2 separate regions of the Homo sapiens genome follow, and region 1 is linked to region 2. Evidence: read pairs that join two places in POLR2A ChIA-PET (ENCODE). Cell type or tissue: OCI-LY7. All regions are shown on one strand. Region 1 overlaps RCOR1 (REST corepressor 1). Region 2 has its middle 17 kb from the start of TNFAIP2.

Region 1 (2,500 bases), 500 kb after region 2:
CAGCGGCTCCCAGCACTTTAGGAGGCTGAGGTGGGCGATCTGAAATTCCGGAGTTCAAGACCAGCCTGGGCAACACGGCAAAACGCAAACTCAAATAAAAAATACATATATATATGGCTGGGTGTGGCGGCTCACGCCTGTCATCCCAGCACTCTGGGAAGCTGAGGCAGGCGGATCACCTGAGGTTGGGAATTCAAGACCAGCCTGACTAACATGGTGAAACGCCATCTCTACTAAAAACACAAAATTAGCCGGGTGTGGTGGCAGATGCCTGTAATCCCAGCTGCTCATGAGGCTGAGGCAGAGAATCACTTGAACCCAGGAGGCGGAGGTTGCAGTGAGCCGAGGTCATGCCATTGCACTCCAGCCTGGGGACAGAGCGAGACTCCGTCTCATGAATGAATGAATGAATGAATGAATGAATGAATAGGCTGAGCTCAGTGTCACACCTGTAACCCCAGCACTTTGGGAGGCTGAGGTGGGCAGATCTTCTGAGGCTGGGAGTTCAAGACCAGCCCGGCCAACATGGTGAAACTGCATCTCCACAAAACTACAAAAATCAGCCAGGCATAATGGCAGGTGCCTGTAATCCCAGCTACTAGGGAGGCTGAGGCAGGAGAATCTCTTGAACCCAGGAGGAGGAAGATACAAAGAGCCAAGATCACGCCATTGCACTCCAGCCTGGACAACAGAGCGAGACTCCATCTCAATAAATAAATAAATAAATAAATAAATAAATAAATAAATAAATAAATAAATAAAAATTAAAAAATAAATTAATTAGCCAGACATGCTGATGCATACATGTATTCCCAGCTACTGGAGGGGGAGAGCTGGGGAAGGGAAGGGGAGGAGCTGGTAAAGGGGAGGAGAAGGCTGAGGTAGGAGGATCATTTGTGTCCAGGAGGTCCAGGCTGCAGTGAAACCTGATCATGTCACTGTAGTCCAGCCTGGGTGACAAAAAGAGATCTTGTCTCAAAAAAAAAAAAAAAAAAGAAAGAAAGAAAACAAAGAGTAGTTGGTTCTCCTAGAAGGAATTTATACAACTTCACAGTTTTAATTCCAAATTACGCTGTTTAGTTACCTTCACCGCACAAAAGAAAACCATCCAAATGCTTTTTAATGGGAAAATCTTAATACATTACAAGCTAGATCTGCCTAGCAACAAGTTATAAACTTATGTCATCCTACTTATGTTCCCATGGATACAGTCATGAACAGTACAGTGGTAGCTGTACAAATTAGGAAAAAAATCCCAAGAGAATTACATCCAAAACTTGGATAGAAAATACTACTAGGCTGGGCACAGTAGTTCACGCCTGCAATCCCAGCACTTTCAGAGGCTGAGGCAGGCGGAGCACCTGACATCAGGAGTTAGAGATCAGCCTGGCCAGCATGGCGAAACCCCGTCTCCACTAAAAATACAAACATTACCCGGATGTGGTGGTTCGCACCTGTAATCTCAGCTACTCACTGAGACAGCAGAATTGCTTGAACCAGGGAGGCAGAGGTTGCAGTAAGCCAAGATTGTGCCACTGCACTCCAGCCTGGACAACATAGCAAGACTCCGTCTCAAGAAAAAAAGAAAAGAAAAGAAAAAAAAACACTACTATAGGCCAGGCGAGGTGGCTCACACCTGTAATCCCAACCTTTGAGAAGACCAAGGCCAGTAGCTCACTTGAAGTCAGGAGTTCGAGACCAGCCTGGCCAACATGGCAAAACCCCATCTCTACTGAAAATACAAAAATGAGCTGGGCATGGTGGCAGGGGCCTGTAATTCCAGCTACTCGGGAGGCTGAGGTTGCAGTGAGCCGAGATCACACCACTGCACTCTAGCCTGGGTGACAAGAACGAAAATATGACTCAAAAAAAAAGAAAAGAAAGAAAAGAAGACAACGCTATAAAGGTAAGAATACGGTCTAGTATCTTTTCAATTAAAATCCTTCTCTCTCTTCCCTACAAATCCCAACTAACCTTCCATTAGAATCTCCCTCTTTAAATCTGCTCCCATCTGGTGTTTTTAAACACAATTGTTAATAGAACTTCAGCAAGAACTTCTGCACCTGAGTTGATAATGTCCTTGGACTATTTTATGTGTGCTATCCCCAAAATCTGTACACAGGTTTCTGTTCTTTATAATGTAGCAAATTTGTCACATTAGCTTGAAAACAGGGTGGAAACACATTTACATGGTAAATCTGCAATCTGGGGGAAGTTAAATTTTTTTTTGTTCGTTTTTGAAGCCAATATTGTTTTTCAGATACAGAAATTGGAACAAAAAGAAATGGATAATCAAACACTGGAGAAGAAAATTATTTTAAACTTAATTATTTACTTCCAGTACAGTGTTTGAACACTGTAAGACACAACGAAACTAGAAAAAAACAAAGCAATGCTCCCTCTTAGCAATTTAAGGGCACTCTCCCTTTGTTCAGATAACTTTTTCTTTAATTGTAAAATTACTGACATCACCGAAAAAACTAAATGTGTCTCAAAAAAA
Region 2 (2,500 bases):
AACTGTCACGGAAGCAAGGAGTGTAGTAGTTTTGCTTAGTTTCCTTTGCTTGTTTTCACGTGTTTGTTTCCACATGCCAACCATTTTCCTGTTTTCTCTCGCTGGCATCTGTATTGTACACACAATTTTTTGGAGGTTAGTGTTACCATTCAGTCTTCAGGTAACAAGATATTCAGTGGACTGTGGTTGAATTTGTGGTGTAATTAACAGAGCCAACAGTGGCTACAGTAACCATTGGCACCTTGTCCTCACTGTCTCCTCATTTTGGAGACAGCGTGAGTGCATCTTCACTTGTGGGAAGGATACATGTATTGCATTTACTGGAATTTTTAGAAAAGGTTAAACGTGTGTAAAAGGGTGCATATGGAAAGCAACTGCCTGCTATCCATCTACTGCCTCTGACCCAAGCCCATCTTTCACTGCCCTACTTGGGGATTCTGGAACTTTTCCCTCTCTCCTGCTGGCACGGTGCTGTGCACTGTCAGTAGAGGGCGCTGGAGAGACAAACAAGGAGGGAGGGGGGTTTCTTTTCACTTGTTTATTGGCTGCTCACCTGCACAGCCTCCCAGGACGGCTTCCCCCGCCTTGCATAAGTAGCTTTGCAGCAAGTTCTGAGGCACAGCACCTGGCTGTGCATGGCTTACCTGGCATCTCAGGAGGCTGCGGGGTCTCACTGCAGGGATGGTGGGGGCATGCATGGGGGGCATGCATGGGGGGCTGAGGGGCTGCAAGGCAGCACAGGGTCAGAGGATGGGAGTTCTGGGGGCGACCAGGGACTGCTGGGTATAGCAGCAGTCAGTATGGGTATCGCCCATCGGTATGACTTCTCCCTGGCAAGCCCCTCCCACGGCTCAGCTATCATCCTCCATAGTGATCGCCTGACAAAACCAGAGTCTTGGTTAAACTCAGCCCTGTGATTACAGTCTGCACCTCAGCGCTGAACTTGGCTTCACGCCAAGTCACAGGTTGCTGATGAACCCACTTCAAAGAGGCGCTGGACATGGCTGGTTGAGCCTACCCCTGAGACACTAAAGTATTTTCCTCCTCTCTCCTCCCATCTCCAGCAACACCACTTTCATTTTCTCAGTTAAATGTTCAGTTATAAAATGCTAATAATATAACACATTCACATGCCTCATAATGAAAATTTACAAGCTATACGGCCAAATACCTCCTTCCTAACTTCTGTCCCCATCCAACCCTGTTCACCTCTCTCTCTCTCTCTCTCTCTCTCTCTCAGACACACACACACACACCACAAACTCTGCTCTGCACTGTGCTTTTTTCCACTTAACGTTATGTGTCCTGAATGTCAACATGAGAACAGAGAGAACTTCCTCATTCTTTTTCACCGCCACATAGTACTCCATTGTTTGGGTGCACTGCAGTGATTTCCCTGGTGTCTGCCGATGGGCATTTAGGGAGTTTCCAGTATGTTGCTACTGTAACTGAAGTGACTAGTCTGGCACTCAAGTTGCTTTGCATAGCTGGTAGAGCATGGATAAGGTACATTCCTGGAAGGAGAATGGCTGCCTCACAGGTTCCTGCATTTGTCAGCCTGACCCGGAAGCCCAAATCACCCTCCACAGGGGCTGTGCAAAATGATGCCCCCAAAGCAGTGAGCGAGAGAGAGGGCCTGGCGGCCGGCAGCCTCGCACACAAAGTGTTGTCACTCACCGGGGTATTGGTCACTCTAATGAACCACATGCCCATTCTGCAGACATCTCAAACTTTAAAAAAAAAAAAGATTAATAGAAGATTTATTTAGCAAAAATACATATAGCCATTATTGCAAGACTTAAATGAGATGTTAAATGTTCAACCCAATTTTCTTTCCTGGATAAGTTTTTCTTTCATATCCCTGTCAGTTTTGAAAACATAATACCAGAAGAAGGGGGGCCCAATTCCACAGAGAGCTCCCAAGAGTGAGTTTCTGGGAGTGAGTCTGAAGTTGAGATAAACCTTTGCTGATCTTGCTTACGTTCAATGCATCTGGGCAGCGTCTTTGATGAGCCCTGGCGGTTAGGCTGGTGGCACTGAAGCAGGCCTCCAGGGTCTCCTGTTTAAGCAGGATTTTAAGGCCAACCCTGCGGCTTGCGCCTGCTGGGTTTCTGGAGATGTGTCATATTCGGCTGGGTTGAGGGTCCAGGGCAGAGTGGCCAGGCATGAGAGAAAATACTTTGGGTCAACACCTGTGAAAAGAAGGAAAAAATAAAAATAAAAAAAACACCAGAAGAATACTTTGGGAACAACATCGTGGTGACACAGGGCACAACTGCGAGTGCGGAGGGACCTCTCCCCCTGAACTTGACCAAGCGCTTCCTCAGCCCTTTCTCCCCTCCCAGGCCCTCCCTGTCCCTGGAAGCAGCCTGGTTCCCTCCCGGTCTCTTAGAAGCCCCTGGGCTGCTCTTTCCCTCAGCCCACCGAGAGCTCGCTCCATCTCACTGCACGAGGGGGCCCTCGCTGCCGCCCTCATCTCTCCCCTGGGGACCCCAGCGCC

What was found. ChIA-PET counts read pairs that join two places held together with the same protein. Peaks named below come from ENCODE experiments on the same cell type or tissue, not always from the same donor. Only the 100,000 strongest peaks of a DNase experiment are listed, where the experiment ranks them.
Region 1: POLR2A ChIA-PET joins it to region 2 with 9 read pairs; 1 of 35 experiments calls an interaction of 5 or more read pairs at or near these places.

What each region holds. Positions count from the first base shown.
Region 1 is chr14:102,637,760-102,640,259 of GRCh38, reverse strand. The region is part of intron 2 of RCOR1 (REST corepressor 1); the gene reads right to left. Among named protein-coding and RNA genes, the nearest start is that of RCOR1, 46 kb to the right of the region's middle. In OCI-LY7, no CTCF peak of the experiment used is centred here; a DNase peak (open chromatin) is centred at 1,419.
Region 2 is chr14:103,139,365-103,141,864 of GRCh38, reverse strand. It overlaps the pseudogene NDUFB4P11. Among named protein-coding and RNA genes, the nearest start is that of TNFAIP2, 17 kb to the right of the region's middle. RefSeq lists enhancers at 1,419-1,468, 1,499-1,548. In OCI-LY7, CTCF peaks have their summits at 271 and 480 (motif pointing right); DNase peaks (open chromatin) are centred at 534 and 944; H3K4me3 peaks cover 1,590 bases; H3K27ac peaks cover 2,182 bases.